Linked DNA regions of Mus musculus: all the other regions are linked to region 1. The links are chromatin loops, found by intact Hi-C in ENCODE. Cell type or tissue: left cerebral cortex. All regions are shown on one strand. Links, peaks and the distances in the headings refer to the core of each region. The heading gives the core; the rest is flanking DNA.

The links. A loop is a pair of places that touch in the nucleus more often than their neighbours do. Peaks named below come from ENCODE experiments on the same cell type or tissue, not always from the same donor. Only the 100,000 strongest peaks of a DNase experiment are listed, where the experiment ranks them.
Region 2: it touches region 1 in a loop (2.8-fold over the local background); 20 of 42 quality-filtered maps call a loop at or near these places.
Region 3: it touches region 1 in a loop (2.2-fold over the local background); 2 of 42 quality-filtered maps call a loop at or near these places.

Annotation. Positions count from the first base shown.
Region 1 is chrX:167,816,124-167,823,686 of GRCm38, forward strand. All of the region lies in intron 1 of Frmpd4 (FERM and PDZ domain containing 4), which reads right to left. Among named protein-coding and RNA genes, the nearest start is that of Frmpd4, 300 kb to the right of the region's middle. In left cerebral cortex, for the core only: a CTCF peak has its summit at 1,434 (motif pointing left); a DNase peak (open chromatin) is centred at 4,099.
Region 2 is chrX:167,503,644-167,511,206 of GRCm38, forward strand. It overlaps Frmpd4 (FERM and PDZ domain containing 4), which reads right to left. Exons shown (of 17, transcript NM_001368936.1): 8 at 4,559-4,690; 9 at 1,803-1,922. Among named protein-coding and RNA genes, the nearest start is that of Prps2, 120 kb to the left of the region's middle. In left cerebral cortex, for the core only: no CTCF peak of the experiment used is centred there; a DNase peak (open chromatin) is centred at 4,053.
Region 3 is chrX:167,636,370-167,643,932 of GRCm38, forward strand. The region is part of intron 2 of Frmpd4 (FERM and PDZ domain containing 4); the gene reads right to left. Among named protein-coding and RNA genes, the nearest start is that of Prps2, 260 kb to the left of the region's middle. In left cerebral cortex, for the core only: no CTCF peak of the experiment used is centred there; a DNase peak (open chromatin) is centred at 3,285.

The DNA of each region.
Region 1 (7,563 bases), core at 1,244-6,243:
AAAGGCATGGAGACACAGCACTAGGGCATAAAAGTCACATAAAGAAAGCAAATATTTGTCCAAAGGACTAAGCATGTTTTCATACTTTCTAGCAAAAGGGACAAATGCTTTCAGGTCCCAAGAAAGGAAAATAACCACACAAGCAGGTGAAACTGCTTTATATCATGCTACCAAAATGCTTACAAAAGAAGCATTATAAGAGACCTAGTGAGAAAAACTCAAGTGTCGGGGACTTGCAGGTTAGATGGCAGGGGACTAGCAGAAAATCTCTATGACAACAGTGGTGATTGGCCTGAAAAATACTCAATCACTAAGGCTGTCGATGGCATGAATAGTTGTATGAACAACTGTTGTGGGGCCCAGTATGAGCCTTAGCTTGTATGAGTTAAAAAGCCATTCAGAAGGGATACTGAACGTTACCCAGGTTTGGAACTACCTCAACCAATTTATTTTGCTCTGAAACTCATTTTATCGGGAGTGATGCACAATTTTTGTAATTCTAAGCAAGCCTGAAAAGACTCCAAAAAGAATCTAAAGATGACAAGAAAAGAAAAGGAGATGACTTGAACTGTAATGTTTTAGTTGTACATAGGGGGGAAGGAAGGAGCTCCGTGTAATTCTAAGCTAAATAGGCTTTCCTTAGATTTGGGGTAAGGAAAGTTTTTTTGTTGTTTTTTTTTTTTTTTTTTTTTTTTTTTCCCAGTGGGGTTGAAAGTCGGACTGTTTTAGGAGATTGTGGGCAGGATCAATCTAGAGAGCCCTGAAATAGGCATTTTTAGCTGCTCTTCAGAGATCATAGCTGTTTTCTTTCATTAGGCTCTCAGGACTCCATCATCAAAGAAGCAAAAGCAGAATGGTACATCGTGGTTCTAGAGTAGTTTGCCCTCAAAAGCCAAGCTAGCTACATCCCGTGGAGTAGGATGGACAGAGAAAATCAGGACTGGAGAGGATGCCATGGATGGAGCTTATAGTTCTGCTATGAACCGTACGTCACAATAAAATATGTTCAAATTGAAACAAATCTTTATAAAACATTAATAGTCACTTGAATAAGTGTGCTGATATCTATGTGGAACTCAAAATGTAAATGAGAGTGGCATTTGGGGCTAAAATGGAATGAAAAATTTAGTTATTTAATCACATGAGGGAGTCCTTCAATATCACTGATCCTGTGCCAGAAACTGATTAAATTATTAACTCAGTCTGACTCCCTTTCCATTAAAAGTGTCCCTTTATATTGAACGTGCGAATTGGCACTTCCACTAAGATATTTTAAAACCTTATCTCTTTAAAATTTAGGAGGTGGGGGATATCTGGAGAGATGGTTTGAAGGTTAGGAGCACTGGCAGTTCTTCCAGAGGATTAGGGGCCAATTTCCACCAATCACATGGCAGATCATACCCACAACTGTCTGTAACTTGGGTCCTAAAGGATCTTACGCCCTCTTCTGGCAGGGTTCGGTACTGCACCCATGTGCTCACTCACATGCTCCTCTCTCTCTCTCTCTCTCTCTCTCTCTCTCTCTCTCTCTCTATATATATATATATATCATATTCATGTGGGTATGTATTTCATGGAATGAGTGGAATGAGTGTGGATGTCAGGCAGCAACCATGGAGTGGGTTCTCTCCCTCTCCCTTTATGTGGGTCCCCAGGATTGACTCGGGTTTTCAGGCTTATGAGGCAAATGCCTCATTACTGAGTTATCATCTCTCTAACCTTATTTTTAAAATATATTTTTCACATATCCTTCTGCTATCCATTCACCTGGGTGAATTCAAATTTTTATTTCTTCGACTAGCTTATTTTTGGTAAGTCTGATGCTGGCTTAACCACAAGGGAATAAATTTCTGAAGTTTGTCCTGTGTTCCACTTCCCTGCATTACTTTGTTCTGAACTTCAGAATCTCCTCAAAGTTCAGTGGCGTTCAACCAATAAACAGATGCAAATTTTTATCATGTGATCTGCAGATATGAGTTGGAGTGTGGATCATGTAACAAGGAGTTAATTCACAACTGGAAAGGGCATATTTATTTTAGCTGGATAAAAATGAAGACTATGTCACAGACCAAACCTATCTATAGTACTTTATACTAGGCTTGCTTAATAGGAAGGACAGTATTGACATTCTGTGGTGGGTGATACTACCTGATCGAGGGGGAGTGATATGCTATGCCTTGTCAGATGTCATGTTTCATATCTGATTATGAGATGTCCATAGCTACCCAAAACAAAGATATCTTTAGAAAAAAAAAGTTACTCAGGTGAGAATGTCTGCTGTATATGCAGAAAAGGTCACTGGGAAAAATCACTATTGAGAAAGGCTTGTAACTTAACTGATTTTATCTATAACTGAAACCTCATTATTAACACATGATCTGATTATTCACTTATCTTGTTTGGTAAATAGTGTGTTTGCATAGTTTTTGATGTCGTGTCATTGCAAGTATGATTTCTAACTAAAAACTAGCTTTTCATTGGTTGTTGCATTATGCCTGCCCTGTTATTCATGTGAGAGCCCCCAAAGATTGTGAACTGAAATACATTCTGACTCACCACTGGGAGCAATGAGAATGAGGCTCAAAAGTTCAAGAATTCCAACCTCTCCTAGCAAAGACGGGATCCTGTCTCTCTGACACAGTTAAAGCAACCTCATAGAAAGGTCACTGTGAAGCCCTTCAGAGATGTGGCTCATTGGCCTCACGAATTGCCCTTCTGCTTGTCTCTCCTGGCACTGATCTCCTATGTGGTGTCTCCATATGTCTTCTGTAATTTCCTCTTGAAGGCAAATTAGCCCTTTGAGGTTCTTCTCTTTGACAATATCATTTCCTGGGGCCAAGCATGGGATGAACTCATGCTGTAGCTCAGCCCCCCTACTCAGGCTCAGGCGGTATTGATTGATTGATTACCCCGAGCCCTAGTGTTTTGTTTGGTTTCATTTTGTTTCTTTGGCTTTTTTTCTTCCGACAGCATCCATAAACTAGGTTAGCCCCTAACTTATAGTTAGGGTCCTCCAGATCCTTGGTAGTCTTCCTCTGCCGCCATCTCAAGTGCTGCTATTAAAATGTGTACACTACCATACCTCGCCTTCATGCAGTCTTTTGGGGGTACTCTGAATTAAATCCAGGCCTGGGAACATGCTAGGCAACCATCTATCACTGAGTCCTACCCCAGTGCTTAGCTCTTATTCCCTCTGGGAAACAGAGCTAGTGATGTGGAGCAAACACTTCGAGGTGACGTGAGTATCACATCCAGTCCTTTACATGCTGTGAATAGATACTGTTAAGTTACCATAACAGTAAAAATAAATTTGTATGACATAAATTATATAATCTACAAAGTCAAGAAGGTTTACTATTCCTTCCCTAACCCCCATCCCTGGGAATGGGGAAAGAGACACCTGGTTGGTGGTGGGACACAGCACATGATAGTCCTTTGTTCATCCTAGCTTGATGTCTGGCTTGGTGGCCAAAGCTGTCCTATGTGTAAAACTAACAACAATCAAATAAAATCTTATCAAATCCAGGCAGTGTATTGAGGGAGGAGGAGGACAGAGACCTGAAGGCTGCCATGCTACCCACAAACCTGTCCTCCAACACGTGGCACAGCCAGGACATAGACAGCTACATGCTGCCACACCACACAGTATGGGTGGAGGATGTCATCCAGGGGCCTACCTGGCCCCTGGCTAGCTTGTAGCAGGAGCCACCATAATATACAAGTATGTCATGGTCAGATCGGAGAGAAAGAGAAGTGGAACAGCTTGAACATTATGAAGAGAGACTCAAGGGTGGGGAATAGTAGCCTGCTGTGAGTGGCCAGCCCTGCCACCTGGGGTCATGGAGAGTTCACAGCCTGAGCTGCCAATTAGGGTCATATCTGACTCCCTGGCTATGCAGCGACAGGGGTTGGTGTCAATGTTCTTAGCTCATATTACCACCAGAGAACATGGGGATGTTCCTGGTCACAGCAACTATGGGGGACCAAGTGCACATCCAGGGGGCTATGCATAACTGGCCCTGCACCTCACTGGATGCTGTGCTCTGGCGAGTTGGCCCCATCTCTCTCTCACCAGTGGCATCATGTGGGAGAGCCAGCTCTGATGGCAAGAGAAAGGATGCGCTGGCACCATCACTCATCTGCTGTGAGGCAGCGTGGGTGTGGGGGTGATGCCTTCCCCCTGGGCCCCTCACCACCTGCGACAATTGGGAGAGCTAGACTCCCAGTATTGAGAACAGGAAAGCTACCCTTGCCCCTTGCCAGTTGCAGCACTCAGTAAAGCAGGACCTTCACCTTGCTTAGGCAGCTCAGGTGAGCTGGCCCTGAGTTTGAGATCTTGGAAGAGCTGACCGCACCAGTTTTCTGGCATGAGGTGGCGTGGGTGCAGGGGTGGTGCCCTCCCCTTCCACACTGCCACATGCAATAGCTGGTAGAGATGGCCATGGGGTTGTGAGAGCAGGAAAGCTAGCCTCCAACCCTTTACTAGCTGTAGCACCCAGGGGAACGGGCCCTGCACCTCACTGGGGCAACACGGTAGAGATGACCCTGATGGCTAAGGTATGAGTAAGTCAGCTCCAAGGGTGTAGGAATGGGAGAGTTGGCCCAGCCTCTTACAGACCGAAGCACTTGGGAGCTTCAGTGGCTCAGCTACCACCTAGGTCCAGACTCAGGGCTCTGATGTCCCACCCCAAAATCTATATCATCTGCAAAAGGTTGGGACATGTGAAAGGCCCATCCTGCTGTTCAAAAGATGCAGTATCCTCATGACACAGGGAAACAACAGGATAACCTGGAGTAGTCCCAGCAAGGATAGTGTCACAGAAGCCAGAGATCTGGGTCCAGATTAATGACTCGTTGCAATGAATATTTGCAAGTGAAGATGTGTGGACAGAGGGGTATACTGTGGACCACACTGTGACATAATACAGCTTGCACAATGAGATGTTTTCTGTGATTTGTTGTTGTTTGTTTGTGTGTGTTTTATTTGGAGCTGGGGAGGTTGCAAGTGGATATAATGGGAGAGAGACGAGGAGGAAGAGGGTACATGATGAGAAACTCAAAAGAATCAATAAAGTTTTTTTGTTTTGTTTTGTTTTTGTTGTTGTTGTTTTTAATGTCATTACTATGTGGCCCTTTACAGAAAGTCTGCTTGCTCTTGAATTATCCTGTTTAGCCTTCATAATAGCCTCCTGGGTAACAACTGCAAACACATATTGAGGAACTTTTACGTTTCTAGTGTTATATTTACTGCTTCAGGCAACTTACTTCATTGGTAACCCTCAGTAATAACCCTTCAGGGAAGGTATCATTGGGATATCTATTTGGGCATAGTGAGGAGATCTTTTTTATGTCTATACAGCTTGGGGTTGATGGAGTCTATATAGGGATACCTGATTTCTCTGTGTAATAAAGTAGGCAAAAATCCAGAGTATAGCATAACTAATGCCATATTTGATCCCTTGAGAGTTTGGATGTGGAGAATACCCCCCACATATGTCCATATCAAGATTTCTCAACTTATAAATTGGTAACTCGCATGGCAAAGGGGGCTTTATATATCAAATGTATGATACTAGTATGAGAAGAGTTTCCAAGATTGTATAGACAGGTTGAGTGTCATGAAAAGCTCAGGAAGTGTGGCTAGAGATATAGCTCTGCCCTAGACCTTCCAGAAGGAAGCCAGCTCGGTGGAAGGGCATGGATTTCATCCTCGATACCTTTTTAAAGTCAGAACAAGTAAGAGGAAGGCAGTAACAAAAGAGAGTAGAACAAAAAAATCTGACGATGGGAACCAAGACCAAAAGATGTGAATGAAGAGGCAAAGAACAGTGGTGGATTCTTGCGACTGGAGAAAAACAAACAAACAAGCAAACAAACATAAGCAAGCAAGCAAACAAACAACCGAGCAAATGCAGTCTACCCTAGAACTTCCAGAAGAAAATCAGCTGACATTTTTTATGTTAGCCAGTGAAACTGCCAACAGTTGAAGATAATTAATTCACTTATGTGTGCTTAAGGCAATTAGACTATGGGAATTTGTTACAGCAGCCATCAGAAACTAATACCAGACAGGATCTTACTTCCATAGGGAAAACTTTATTGAGTGTAAAGTTGCAACAGCAAGAAAAGTGTTTTACGTCAAGTTAATATATGGATAATTAATTAATAATTTCTCAGGGTACTGTTAAGACACTGATGTGGATTCAAGTGGAGCATTAACTCTGAGCACACTGAAACCCAGAAAACAAAAGCTGAGATAGGAACTATGTCTATCGCCATAGTGTCTTGTCCTGAGCACAAGAGAGTGGGGAGGATTCTTTTCCTTTGGAGTTTTGTTTTGTTTTTCTTGACACCATCTGAAAAATCAAGTTTTTATTTGTAAATACATCAATGTCACCACCCTTTAGTTTGTTGAAAAATAGTCTTGAGGGGCTGGAAAGATGGATTCCTTAACTGTTAGAATATTTGTTCTTGAAGGGGACATGAATGTGATTCTCAGTACTCACATGGAAGTTAACAACTGCTTTTTATTCCAGTTCCAGGGACCTGACACCTTCTTCTCATTTCCTTGGCCATCAGGTACACATGTGGTGCACATACATACATGCAAGCAAACACTCACACACTGAAAAATTAAATCTAAAAAAAATCTTCAAAACTTTTATGACTTCATAGATCTAATATATAAGAATCTCTTTTAAATACAAGAGAGAAACTCTGTGTATGTGTGTTGATGGATTAGCCTAGCTATAAGATTCTCAATCCTAGCACCATCCAGAGTGGTCATTGGCAGATAATATATATAGGGCAAAGACATAGTGATCCTTGTTTGAGGACCACTAACATAATTAAACAGATCTTACTTTTTAGTTCACTTCCACTGTGCTATTATGCATATATAGTAACTTCCTAGATCCCCAGATTCCCTTCCCCATACCTGAAATATATAAACAGAAGAACAAATGGTATCTCATCTATAATACTGCAAGGGTAAAAGTATAGGCAAGTGTGTTGAACAAATCCCATTGTTAAGTTGTGTTTTGGTTGTTGATTTGTTTGGTGTTTTTGTTTGGGTAGTACGAGTTCTGGAACCCAATGCCTTGAACATGGTAGGCAAGTATTCTACCACTGACCTATGCTCCTAACCTCATAGTGCTCACTAGAGTTCTGATTTTTATACCCAGTTAATTAAGAAGAGAAAATTGAAGTTATTGAAATTTGATTATTTATTTGCCTTTAGCCACTAACCTGTTGATTTAGGGAGAGTAAATGATTAGAATGTTATGAAGGACCAAAGGCTGCAGTGTGCAGGTTGATATTGTCTACTATACTCCAAGCTTTCCATTAATTAAGGAGATAGAATGTTGTAAATATCTGACTATGCACCTTGAACCAAAGAAATTTCATTCAGAATTCAAGAAATGGATTTGTTGTTGCTATGTACAATTTTTTCTAAGTTCCATTCTTCTTTCCATATCCCCTTTTCCTTCTGCAATGATTTTTTTACACACACACAGACACACACACACACACACACAGACACACAGACACACAGACACACAG
Region 2 (7,563 bases), core at 1,265-6,264, 310 kb before region 1:
TTCTTGAGTGTGTGGTCTGCCTTGGAGAGTTGTTGATATACACAATGACACTCCAGTGGACAAAGCTGATTTCCCCCCATTTTCTCAAAATGTTAGGGTGAATATTTTTCTGGTAATATTTTTAATATTGAGGTGGGTTCTTTTTTGTTTTTTATTTTGTTTTGTTTTGTTTCTTCAGATGACCTGGCATTCCCTAGGTGTGTCTTTTGCTAAGCTCTACCTTCCCATTGGAGGATATATTCCCATCAGGTCAATACTGTCACTGAAGGTTTGCTCTGGAAGACCATTCAATACTTTTAACTGTTCAGTTACTTGTCCAGCTCCTATAATACGTTATCAATGTTTATTCCAATTGCATTGGAAAATTTTAGTGATAGATTCACAAAATATAGGGGCTGCTCCCAAATATTGAATCACATAAACATCAATATGTTATCTATATCAAAAGATTGCCTCTGGGGCAAATAATTCCAAATACTCATCATACTTACCCCTGGAAGTTTTATTTTGGGGATAATTATATTCCAAATTAAAAGGTAAGATAGACCATCTAGAGAACACACACACACACACACACACACATACACACACACAAATCTTAGAATCTTAAAATTCTGAAAAGTATTAGTTCCAATGTAATTACTATCACAATGTCTTAAAGAGATTTAAGTACCTAAATGAATGAATAAACATTTGGAGAAGAAACAACTCATATATATATATATATATATATATATATATATATATATATACCGTGTGCCAAGTGATCATCGAAGAGAGACATAATGAGATTAGGCATGCCATTTTAAATCAGCATTATAACAATAGATTCAAGTAAGGATCACCAATTAATACTATTAATAAAAATTAGTGGGTGACAATTTGATGAAATATAAGATGATAAAAGTCACAAATGACTTGCCACGAATTTCTTATTAATTATAAAAGAAAAGTGATTAATTTGTACAAGGACACAACCCACATAAGAGTCAAAGTTAGCCTCACATAAAGGGATAAACTGGCACCATGTGGCTCCTCATATGCTATACTGAGGAGAATAGTCACTCATATCATTCTTTACAAATTCATAACTTCAACCCAATCATAAGAACATACTAGAGAAAGCCAAATGAAAATATTTTTGTGAAATAGCTGATTAGTACTTCTCAAAACTCAATGTCACCAAAGTCACAGACAGGAATAAGGAATGGTATTGATTTAAGGACACTAAAGTGACAAGATAATTAAACTACATGCAAAATTAGATTCCAAAGTGAATTGTATTCCAGAAAAAAATGACATTTGGGGGCCACAGGCATCATTTTGGACATAGATAAAAGATGAGTTAAGGAACACACATTGATGTCTCACTTCTTGATTTTGTTATTTGGACAAAGTTTATATAAAAAATTGGCCATGTTATTGGAAAATACATATCATATTTGAAGTAAAAATAATATATGAAGTAAGTAACTAGCTTTCATGTGTTGTAGAAAAAGAATATGTTTATGCATAAATTTCTGTGATGAAAAAGACAACGAGTATGTACCTGCATTAAATATCAGATACATGGGAGAAAATGCTAACAACGGGTAAATCTGGGTGGAAGATGGAGATCACCATTCTTGCAACCTATAAGGGAGTAATAAATTCTTTCAAAATCAAATGTGAAAATGAAAGGAGCATAACCTACTTTTTTATGATTCATCAAGCTTAGAGGAGCATGGAAAGAAAAAAAAACACTGAGGAGGTCAGTCATATACCTCCACATTCATATAGAATAATCCAAAAAGTTTACCTACCTGAACATAGAGATACTCAAAAGCAACTGGATCTCTTCTTAACAGGTCAATGGGATCTTTGGGAACAAAACTGATTCGGAAAAGACACCTCATCTTATGGGAGCTGGGCCTCTGTGTCACCTGGAAGAGCAAACACATCATTTAAGAATCCATATGCCAACAAGGTTTTGCTGAAAGGACCCCGATATAGCTGTCTTGTGTGAGGCTATGCCAGTGCCTGGCAAATACAGAAGTGGATGCTCACAGTCATCTATTGGATGGAACACAGGGCCCCCAATGGAGGAGCTAGAGAAAGCACCCAAGGAGCTGAAGGGGTCTACAACCCTATAGGTGGAACAACAATATGAAGTAACCAGTGCCCCCAGAGCTCGTGTCTCTAGTTGCATATGTAGCAGAAGATGGCCTAGTTGGCCATCATTGGGAAGAGAGGCCCCTGGGTCTTGCAAACTTTATATGCCCCAGTACAGGGGAATGCCAAGGCCAAGAAGTGGGAGTGGGTGGGTAGGGGAGCAGGGTGGGGGGAGGGTATAGGGGACTTTCGGGATAGCCTTTGAAATGTAAATGAAGAAAATATCTAATAAAAAGTTGGAAAAAAAAAGAATCCATCAGTGCTGGCTAAGAAAGGGATGAAAGCCACAGAATCAAAATGCCCGTTCTTTCTACATCAACAAAATCTTCCCATTTGCCTTTGTGTGAGACTGGGGTTCCTAGAAGCAGACTCAGATGTTAGAGTTTGTACATACAGGGACTTGTTCTAGGAAGGTTTAAAAGGGAGAAAGTAAAGAGAAAGCAGCACAGGAGAGGATAGATGACAAGAGTTCATACACGTAGAGTGACACGACATAAATTCTTATCCTATTCTGAGACTGCAATGGCTGTATTATACAGAATGATTCAAAAGTAGGTAACTGCTTTCTTTTAGGCTATTTGACTCATTTTCTTAAGTTTTGGATATGTAAGATCAGGAACATTTTTGAATCTTTGTTCACGTAAATCTCTATAATAGTTCCCCCCAGGCCCATATAGTCAGCAGAAGTTTGGGCAGAACTATAAAGAGAAAAAGAAAGTGGTGGAACTTTTTATTATACTCAGGAAGAGGTGGGCTGTCCACCTCTCTTTGTCATTTACTGACACAGGTAAAGGTTATTTACTACATGTCCCTGTGACTACTTGATAGAATAGGAGTTTGTAGAGTCTTTAGGCATAGCACATCACCAATGACAGGCCAACTGCTTGATCAACATACCCAGGTGAAGTGACACTGACAAGTGTTCTAAGTTGTTACTCAGAGCTTTCTTGTAGGATGGGGCTCTAGGTGACATGGTGGGAACTGGCTTGATGAGCCATTTTTATTGACTCCCCAATTTGCCCCCATGCCCATCTTCTACCCCTCTCTCAGCTATTCTCATAACCTCTCATGGAATTTCCCCACATTCACATCTTTAGCTGAAGTTTTGCTTCTAGGGGAACTTAGACACACACTGAGCTTTCGCTTAAGGGGTTCTGAATATAAGTGATGGTTTCCCAAAGACATTGCATAAAATAAGCCATCCATTTCTAAGAGTATTTTTCCATGTGGTATTTTTGCAAGTGACATTAAATATCCTTATGTGGATTTAAGTTTGATGACCATCATAGGTAAAGCTTAGATACAGACATTAAAATCAAAATGCATGGCAGCTCTTCTAATTCACTGCATCCCATTGGATTCTGTCGAAGGGATAAGGAAATTCAAGGGAACTGATGTGTGGAGTACTAGTTCTTGATTTTTTGTTTAAAGAATTATTTTCCTTTTTTTTTTCATTATGCATGTGCATGTAAGCTCAGGTGCCTAAAGAGGCCAGAGGTGTTAGATGCCCTGGAGCTGGAGTTCTAGGTAGTTGTGAACCATCTGATGTGGGGTCTGGGAATTGAACTTGAGTCCTCTAGAAAAGCTGATCATGTTCTTAAGTGCTGAGTCATCCCTCCAGCCCCCAGACACTTACTTTTTTTAGTATGACAGTTGCTTCCTGTCCTTCTATTCTCTTGGTGGTAACTTGCTGCTTCAGTTGCAGGTGTCTTCCCCCCCCCCATGTTCCCTTATGCCCTCTTTTTAGGGCTATCTCTCAATGAACTTTCCTAAGCAAGTAGACTTTGTGGATACTTAAAGACTCAACCAAAATGCTCAGCTTTTTTGAAGTTAAGACAAGTGAAGGTAGTATGTTGGATGCAGTAGCAAACAGTTGGCTTGTCTCCCCAGAAAACAGATGGGGTGGAATCTTGAGAGCCAGGAATTGGGACACATAGGTACATCACATTGATAATGGGTAGGACTAAGGCAGTGATTACAGGCTTCCAAAAATAGCCTTGAGTATGTATCCAGAACAAAAGACAAAAAAGATGACTTTGACTTACTCTACATACTCTCAGAAACAATTGTGGTTTCAATGATTTTGAAGAGACTAGAGATCAAAACAAGCAAGGAAGTCATTGCAGTAACAGAAAATGTCACTCTGCAGAGCAATATTCCAGTATCTCCCTGGCTTTTGAATGACAAATCTGGGAGATCAACTGAAAAACTATGACAGACTGGCAAAAGGGGGACCATCTCCTTAAGGTAACAAGTGCATCCATTATAAAGGCAGTGCTTCCTTCAGAGAGAACCTCTGGTTTAGAGCAGCTAGAGGGAGAGGACTGGAGGAAGGGCATCGTGAGACACCACAGACTCTGTTTCCAACAGCAGAAGCAGCAGCATTCTTGGGGGGTACATCACAGACCTGAGTGAGTGTCTCCTGTTCATGAAGCAAGAGCAGCTTGGTGCCAGCCCCTTCAATTCTCTGCTCCAGCATGAGGGAGAAGTGTTCAATGCCTTTGATAGACAACTTCTCTTGCAGGGTTAAGATGACATCCTTACAGAACAAACAGTGACATGAAGAGATCAAAATCAACACTGTCCACTCTATTTTTTAGAGTGTACCATAATTTATTTAGGCTTTACATCCTGTAATGGAAGAGGAACTCATTGATCATATAAGATTCTTCTTTTTTCCTCTTAAATGTATATAGGTGATTTGTCTTCATATGTGCTATGCTGCATTTGTATGCCTGGTGCCCAAAGAGGCTAGAAGGGGGCATCGGATCCCCTGGAACTGGAGTTACAAGCAGTCGTGAGCCACTATGTAGGTGCTGAGAATCAAAGCTGAGTCCTCTAGAAGAACAGCCACTGTACTTAACCAGTCCCCATGTAATGTTATAAATTAGAAAGTTTTTTTTTATATGAACAAGGAGTTAATTTTAGTCTCTTCTTCTCTAAATGAGCAAACAATTAAACTAGCTTTGGAAGTGCTCTACCACAGGGACCAGTAAAGTATGGCCTGCGTACCAGGTTTGTCCACCACTCATTTTTGTAAATATAAGTTTATTGAGACCGAGTTAATTCATCTCTTGTCCATGGTTGATTTAACGTCCATACACTGCAGGAACAGAGTTGTGCCGTAGTCCATGTGGCCTGAAATATCTGCCATTTTACTCCTGCCCCCAAGGACCGTGCTGAGCCCTGCCTAGTCTGCATGAGAGCATGGTAACTGCCTCTCCTAGGAAAGTCTACTTTCTAATCCCAGCTCTCAGGCTTATAAACTTCACAGCACTGGGGAGCTATTCAACCGGTAAGTGTCTCAGTTTCCCTACCTGTAAGCTGCAAATGATAATTATGCCTGCCTTGGAATGGATATAGGAATCAAATGTGTTCATATGTACAAAGCATTTATTATAATGCCATTTACTCAGAGAGCACCACCTTAACAGTACATGTTCATTTTACATCCCTGGGGAAGGTGAAATGAGCAAACTCTGTCTGTAATCTTTTATAGGATTAAACATTTATAGTCAGAACATGTTGACTACACAAATAAAGGCTGTACTGCCATGCACAGCGAATCTCCTCAGCCTTTCATTTCTTTTCCATAGATTTGAAACTAGCAAATGACCCCTCTTCAAGATAATTTTTGTCACATGCCTAAAGTTCTGTAGAGCATAGTTTCTCAATGGGAGGAAATGGTATCTTATGGCAACATTTGGACATTTTTGGAGATAGTCTTTGGTTGGCACAGCAGGGTTGGGGATGTCATTAGTGGTTAGAGAGTAGGGATACTGTTAAGTGCCTTAACAATGCACTGGGCAGTCACAACAAAGAACCATGTATTCCAACATCTCAATAGTTGCAAAGGTGGAAAAACCTTCTCATATAGGAAGTAGGTTTTCCATGGACTGTTCTGCTATTTGAGTCTACTTGATTGCCCTTTTGGACCCATTAAAACAAAATCCAGGACAGCAACCAAACCCACCCTCAAAGAATAATTGTTCAAAAAAAATTCCTTGATTGTGGTGAATGTGATCTAAAAGATTCCCTGCTTTATAATTTTTTTCACAACATCCAGGAAAGAGAAATACAACCCAGGCTTTGTGTGGCTGTATGAACTCTATGTGACATTTTTCTAAACCAATAGCAGGGCCAGTAGGAAATGACTCTGATAGCTGTTCCCTATCATAACTCTGTAATGAGAACACTGGTAACTTGAATTCAGCAGGTGTCACCTTCCTTTCATTGAAGCACTCTTTCTGTTATGTCCAACAACCAGTGTCTGCTGTGCTAATAAGGCTGTTAGGCACATGATAAGAGAACTTGAATTTGATGTGAACACTTTGCACAGCTCCTAGTTTTCTCCTTGTCAACTGTACTCTGCTAGGAAATCAAACTCAGTCTAATGTGAGTTCCTATAATAAAGAGGCCCAGAGGAATGAATGATAGACCTTTTCTTCAGTTTCGATTGATTTCCGGTAAGATATGTACTCAAGTCTTAACACATGTCTTTAAGTGAGGTAGGAGGTCTAACAGCAAGGAGCTAAGCAGCTGGGAACACAGAATAAGTCTCTCTGGGCAGAGATTTGCAGAAATGTACTTGTGTACAAGGGTTCCAAGGTCTGCAACAGTGGCTCAGATAGTTATCCCCATTTGCTCACAGAATCTGTGTGTAGGAATGGATTAGCCTTACCTAAAGAAAGATGTGATTCTGCCATCTCACTCTTAGGAAATAACCTTAGGTCTTCAGTGGCCTGCCTGGCAGGAGTCATTATACTTGAGCTAAAGCCCTGGACCATAGCACAGAGTTTATGCTAACAGTAGCAGAGAAGTAGACCTGGGCCTTGCAATATCAACTTGATGACTAGAGGGATAAGGCACCAAGGCCAGCCAGCCAATTGGTCAGCTATAGGCACTAATACAAAGGGGGCATTTCTTAGTAATACACTATGTGCACTGCTACATCATTTCCAGGAGACTAAAACTCTGCCCATAGGTGTCCATGGGGAGGGGACACTGAACAATATGTATATGACTGCTCCTAGATCATGCCTATGGGCTGACTTTCCTTGTTGAATCTAGCATTTCACCCTCTGCTGAAAGTAACTAGAGTGTGAGAGGGCACATGGTTGAGTTCTGGGTGTTCCTCAAGAAGGTCATCTACTTCCAGGGTGGTCTTAAGGGTCTCTCAATGCCCCATTTCTGTGTCTGTTTCCCAGATGCAAGAAAAGAATCCAATAATTCTTACAGACATCAGGTGGTCCCCAAAATCTAAAATGATTTCTCTCTTGTTCTTTCCAGAAAGAATTTGTGGAGGCCCTGCCCCCCGCCAGGGAGTTGATCAATTGTTAGATAAATTATCCTCTCATCATACATTTGTATTGAATAGGAAAAAAAAGGGGGGGGGACAATTTTCTCAGCCAT
Region 3 (7,563 bases), core at 1,072-6,071, 180 kb before region 1:
GGAACCTTTCTGTGTACGAGGTGAGGAGGAAGAATTCTCTGAGGAGCTGGAGCCATGGTTCAGTGTTTGAGAGGCACTTGTTGTTTTTGCAGAGGATCAAGGTTCAGTTCCCAGTATCCATCTACATGGTGCTTTATAACTGTGGAGTTAGAGACAGATCTACCATCTCTATTGAGCTCCGCGGACTCTTGCATTTACATAGTGCACATAGCCTGCATCCAGGCAAAGCACATACACATAAAGTAAAATTAAATAAATATTTAAAAAGTAAAGAAATTCTCTGAGCTGTCTAGTCTGATAGGTCATAAAAACCTCATTCCATAAGGAGCCCTACCCTTACCCTGGTGTGAGGAATGCTATATAGAAAGAGAAAGGAGAACTGGAACAATACAGCTTTCTTCACTTAATCCTTTAATTAGCTCACACCCCTGTTTTCTCAGTCACTTTTCTATAGGGCGGTCTATGTCTCAGTCAACGTTAGCAAAACAATAGAGCACTTGCCTCAAGTCTTTGGGTACTCAATTCTGAAGGTTCCTGTGTTACATTAAAAAAACAACAAAAAAAGTAGCAGATACAACAATAAAGGCTTCTGTGTTCTTTGGTAATCCTCAGTATAGAGTGTGTTATTTATTCTATTGTTAGTGAGAACTGCATTCTAGGGGAGGCTGTAGACCATTCTCTATTAGAACTGGACCTGGGGCATAAGCCAGCACAATCATGTTAGGACAGTAGTCAGCTGTAAACACAAGCTTGTATTCTTAAGCTTCACTACAGAGCTGACTGTCCTTTCATGACACTTAACAGAGAATCTCGCATTTTTAAGAGCACACTCAAGGGGCCAGGAAAGCAGAACAGTGGTGAAGATACCTAGCATGCATGAGGAAGGTCATGGGTTCTATCCCCAGCATGAGAGAACACAAGCACATAGGAACGTGCGCGTTCGTGCACACACACGTGCGCACACATGCGCGCACACACACACACCCCACCACCACCACCACTAACAACAACAAAAACCAAAGCAACATGTAACAAACAAAACAAAGCTGAATGTACTCCAACCAATCAGTTTGAGATGCTGATAATCAAGGAGGAAATGTGTGGAAAGAAAGCAGAGGTTTTGGTGAGTCCAGCTTCATTCAATCAGCAAATATTCTTTGTTTTAGTAGTAAGCAGAGAATAATCAGGAAGAGTAGACCAGTGAGGATTTTTTACTATGATTAATTTCACACCACCAAGCTCCATTTCAAAATAAAAGCAGTGCAGTAGTTCAAGTTCAACAATGCTGTGCTATTTTCCATAACATTTACCTTCATGCTGTCTGTTTTAAAATATTTTATTTTCTAGTTACAGCTTATCAGATAGCAGAAGTCATGCTTAAATTGTTTATTAACTCAATCTAGCATTCTGTAGCAATAATGCTTTAAAAAATTTAAACAGATTTACTTGTTTTTATTTTATGTGTATGGGTGTTTTCCCTGAATGAATGTCTGTATACCATGTGTATGCAGTACTCTTGGAAGCTATAGAGGGTGTCAGAATGCCTGGAACTGGAGTTAGAGTTGTTATCAGTAGTGAGGAGGCCTGAGTCCTTTCCAAGAATCAATGTATTTAATAGGCATTCTGGAAATTTCTGTGCAGAGTTCAGTGACCCATTTTGAAAAGTCCTAGTCCAGTGGAAAACATCCAGGCAAGGAGCTCAGCAGGTGAACCAGATGATCAGTGTCCATATATGTTGTAATTTTCAGTTATCCTCACTGCACAGCTGGCAAGAGACCTGGCTTTTGTCATATCATCTTAATTTCCTGGGAACTTTCAGGAGACTCTGAGTTAACAACAAGAAGTCTTTACAGGGCTGAAACAGCAATTTCTTTTGATAAACAACTTGATGAATTCACATTTGCCATTACATTAGCATGCATCAAGCCCGTTGGAAAGCATATAGATTAGAGATTAAAGGCACATTTTTCACAGTTCCTATGCTGCTGTGTGCTGTGCTTAGAGCTGATGATGCACAGACAAAGAAGACAGCTCTCCATTGTCTAAATTTACTTGGCTGTGCCTACTCTTTCACAGGCAAGGGCTGAGACCTAAGACAATTTCTTCCTGAATATCCAAACCAATGTTACCAGTTATTTCTTTTAATGGACTCTTAAGTATAACAATTTGTGTTTTGATTTACTAAGAGACCTTTAAGGAGAATTTTACTTCATTTTATATTGTTAGAGTCATTCGGATAAGCTCAAAATAGTTCAAACTTTCAGAGGCCATGAATGCTTAATAGCATATTGAAAATTTTAAAGTGCTCAATTATTTTTGCAGAATAATTAACATGTGTCACCAGTATCCATTTTACTCGATGCAGATTTCTTATGAGTATAATTGATGTTTAACAAAATATGGAACATAGGCATTTTCCTGTGACATATATTTAGCAATTTTATGGCTGTCTAATTAGCTTGTCACAATAGTACTCATTTAATTCAATTTAAGGGCTGAAAACTACTTTCAACTTTTATTAGTATGACACTTATTTTCTGGGCCATATAATCCATGGGAGAAACAAACTAAAGACTCAAAATAAAAATGTAGAGAGATTTTGCCTGCCCCATCTTCACTCCTCTCTCTTTTGTTTTGCCTATATGTCACTAGGGCCTCCTATATTTTAGGCAAGTACTCTACCACTGAGCTATATTTACATCCCTACTTCTTCATTTTTTAAAAGAGCTTTACAATTTTATTCCTATCAACCTCTCCATAGAAGTGTTTTTCATTTTCATCAACTATTTACATTTATTGAGGTTGGCGTCTAGCTTAGCATGTGTAAGAAGTCTGCAGAACAACAACAACAACAAGTATTTACTTTATGTAACATTAAAGTCCTATTTGCTTAACCATGCACTGAGGTCAAGTCTGAAGAAAGAAATCATTGGCTGAATGTAGCAGCTCCTATGAACAAGAGGTGCTGTCATTTATACTTAAATGGATACCCTATTTCATCTTCAAAGTGAACCTGCTGAGTGGGTATCATTCTTGCTGTGGAATGAAGAAACGTAACTGGACATTGGAAAGCTTTACATGAAAGGGAAAAGAGTCCCCACAAACCACTACATGATGGAAGAAGACATTCTTTCAAAGAACGTGATAAACAGTACAATGGAAGAAAAGTGGTACAGAAACAGGCTAGAGACACACTTTACTTGGCAGAGAGATAACATAGTGTATAGCAAACTCTGAGTTTGAATTGCCAGCAATGCAGAAAATAGGCAAGGTGATACCTACCCGGAATGCTAGCACTTATGTGGTGGGGACAGTAGGATCAGGGATTCAAGGTGATTTTCATTTATCATAGTGTGTTTCAGAGCAGCCTCTGTTATATGAGTTCATTCTCTATATCCACATTGGGCAGCACACAGTTGTCTGAAACTGCAGCTCCAGGGAATATAACACGCACATAACACCTACTCACCTACTCTTGCCTCTACAATCCCTACAGTTTCTCTCTCTCTCTCTCTCTCTCTCTCTCTCTCTCTCTCTCACACACACACACACACACACTAAATAAATAAATAAATAAATATTTTTAAAATAAAAGAAGACAGAAAATGTCCAGAAATAAAGCACAAAGCACAAACATAATTCAAATGAAGAGAAAGAATACATTGCTGTTTTAAATAGGAATAGCTAGGCTGGAGGTGTGACAGAGTCTTTGTGTAGCATATTTGAGACCCTGGGTTTCATTTCTAGCACAATAAAGTATGCTTAGCTAAATAGATATTTCAAAACAAGTTATACATATTGCATACAAAGTTATATGTTAGGTGTGAAACAATAAAGCTGTGAAATAACTAGAAGAAAATATGGAAGACTATATTCTAGATATTAAGCATTTAATTTCATACTAAATTCACTAGAAAGCTTGAAGGAAATGATACCTAAAAATCTTCCAAGAAGTCAAGCCAAAAAGGAAAGTGTGAGAATATGAGAAAAGAGAAAGGAAATGATACAGTATAGAGTTAACAAGAAGTTCGAAAATAGAACAAAACAGAATAGGCAAAAGGGGAAGGGGCACGGGTTTCTTTGTTCCTTTGTTTTGTTTTAGTTTTTGCTTTGTTTTAATGACTCCAACATATCTGAGCCAGATGATCTGAGAATCCAGCTTGCGTTGAGTTCTGAGATCGGCAATAAAGGCACCTTCAGTGCTGGATGCCTCAAAATGAACTTCTAATTTCTCATAGATAAAGAAATTTTCTCTAATGGTATGGAAAGAAAAGGATAAGGAGATCACCCTTAAAGGTGTATATAGCAAAGATCCATTATCAAAGCAGGGGAGAGAAAATCTCACCATAATCTGACTACAGGCCCTGAAGATCCAAATATAATGCAGCTTGCTTAGAAGCTGCTAGAAAGACAGGCAAAGAGGTTCATGCCTATAATCACAGTACCCTGGAGGCTGAGTTGGAAAAGACGTCGAGTTTGAGGTCACCCAGGGTTACATGGTATAGACCTTGTCTCAAGAGCTTAAAAAGAAAGCACATAAGCAAACAAAATCGACTTCAACAGGACATTCATTTTTAATCCACAATTCTATGAGAATAGGGCAGAATAAAAATATTTCTAGATATGTAGTGATTTGGGCAGGTTTCTGCTTGAAACATCTTTTTCAAGTCGGTTCTGAAGAATATGTTCCAGACAAATGAAGAGAGATAAAGTATAGGATCAAAGAAACAAAGGACCCAGCAGTGTGGCAGGATGGCAGTTTAGACTGAGGAAGCCATCAACTCAGCTTAGAGCATGAAAAAGAATGGAGGACTCAAGTGCCAGTGATTAGACTCCGCCCCTGAGAAGGAGAGCACATTCAAGAAAGGTAGGGGTCGGGGATGCAGAGCAGCAGTTATTAGAAAAACAAACAAACAAACAAACAAACAAAATGCCCTTTTCATTAGCAAGAATACAACCAGCCATCATAAAACACACCACACTATCCAGCGAGCTTTAAATATTTAGAGCCAACTTCTAGGTAAGGCACAAAAGACTTAGTGATAGTTACAGTGTGGCATCAAATATTTCCAATCCTTCTACTACTAAAAACAAAATATGGGAACTAAAATGTGGGACTGGAAAGGGTAAGGATATGTTGTAATTTTACAATGGGGCACTTCGAGAATCAGGATATTTTGTTCTTAAAGAAGGGAAAAAGAAAGAAAACTGCAATCTCCTCTTCTAAATCACACAGTAATTAGCGAGCATAGAAGCAGATCAAGGAGGAGTGAGACTGTCTTTTCCTGACCCCATCACATGAATAATGGGCAACACTTCTACAAACAAACGGGGTGATGGAAGAAAGCATAATGGGTTTAATTAATGAAAGCTGTGTATGACACAGGAGTCTTCAGCAAGTACCACTCAGAAGATTTGAGACAGCTTTCTGTTTTCAGGCTCATGTGGACTGCCATGCAGAAATGGAAGTATATGGAAGTGTAGGACTAAATACTGATGGACTACCTGGGAAAACCTAGTACTTAAATTCTTGCTTTCTGCATGGCATTTGTTTCTCGCTGGCATGGAACAACACTTCACTGTAATAAGGGGCTTCACAAAAAGGTTGAAGGGTTACATTCTGCATGGAAATTTACATACAACCTAAAGCAGCCCCATTCAAATACACTTGACACCTTGCACAAACATTTTCAGGTACTAAAGGTGATTGCTTGATTGATCACAGTTTAAACGTTCCCATGTTATTTGAACATCATGAACTATCTAGCTATTTGGTTTTTAACTCATCTTTTAGCTTATTACCATTTTATTTTATATTGAAGATACTATAAGGAAGATGGATATAATCACACACTTGAAATGAAACCTGTTGACCTAGAACTTACTATGTACACAAGGCTAGCCTCAAACTCATACATAGAGAACCCCTGTCTCTGCCTCCAAATTGCTAGGATTGAAGATGTGAAGCACCATGCCTGGTTCATATGTATTCTATAATCCTCCCCACATCTCTCTCTTTAAGCCACCTTTTGCTGCTTTCTCTAGTTTCTTGGCATCTACCTACAGTCCCTCCCTCATAACTACATACATATATGCATTAGAAGTTCATATCCACATGAGAGAGAGGGAGGGCAGGAGGGAGAGAAGGAGGGGGAAGAAGCCCATGGGGGAAAGAGAGAGAGAGAATGTGCCATTTTGCCATTTTGAGTCAGTGTTACTATATATAATATAGTACTTTTCAGCTCCATTCATTTTCCTGCATGTTTCATTATTTCATTTTTTTCTTTACAGCTGAATAAAAATTCTACTGTGTTATATGTACCATGTTTTCATTATCCATTAATCTATTGATGAACATCTAGGTGAATCCATTTCCTTGCTTTGTGAGTAGAGCAGCAATACATATAAACATGCACATATTTCTGCAGTAGGGAATATATTCCTCTTGGTATATGTTCAGGAGTGGTAAAGCTGGGTCTCAGAATACATGTAACATGAAAGTGGAACTAGGGGTCCTAAGGGTAGATGGCTATAAGCAGGGATGGATGGATAGACAGCTGTGACGGGGGTTAGGGGGAGAAGGCCAACTCAAACTAAGAATGCATGAAAATGCCATAAGAAAATCTGCCACCTCATATGCTAATTTACAGTAAAATAAAGTGAAAAGTACTGTTTTTATTTGCTTGTTTGTTTTGCTAAGCATATTTTAGTCCCCTGTGGTACACTGGCAGATGACATGATGTATACAGATGTTTGCCTGTTTGTTGTACAAGTAGGAGAGCTCGTGACAAGAAAAACATTTGCTTGGGTTAGAGAGACTGGCTGTTTTCTGTTGACTACCATCCAGCTAGATAATGTTTAAAGGAGGCTGTCCATTTCAAAGATTACATGAGAAAGCTGAACTTGCTTTTAAGTTTTAAGAATATGTTTATGGGTGCAACGTGGTAGATTAGAGTCCTCAGATGTGTTAGGTAGCTCCCTTTCCTTATTTGTCTCTGTAGAATTACTTACTCTTTGTAAGGAAGTTATTAGGCTAAATGTGATAGTGCATGGCTGCAATCCCAGCTCTCCGGAGGCTTAGCTCTACTCTCTTGGCTTCAAATTTGACCTTTACTCCCAACTAGGTAAAAAATAGAGAGTATGGATAAATATACACAAATCTAACAACACTAGAGAACTGTCCATTAAGTATACAGTTTCTAAGACAACCTACTGGAAATTTGGACTCAGTGGGGCTGGCATTCGGATGGGAAGGTAGGGATATATTTAAAATACTCATGTAAGCATGCATTTTAAAAAGTTTTTATTAGCATATAGTAAGTATCTAAATAACAGGTTTCAACAATACTTTTCATAAATGTATAAAATATATTTGGATCCCATTCACCACCGCTAACACTTTCATGTACCGTCCTCGCTCTTGTTGATATTCTTTTATTTCCACCTAGTCCCCTTTCTAATGTCATGCGTTTTTTTTTCCTCTTTCATATTTTGAAGCAGGAATTTCTAGGACAGCAGGAGACTCATATTCTTACCCTCAGGAAATATGGAAAAACTGTTCTG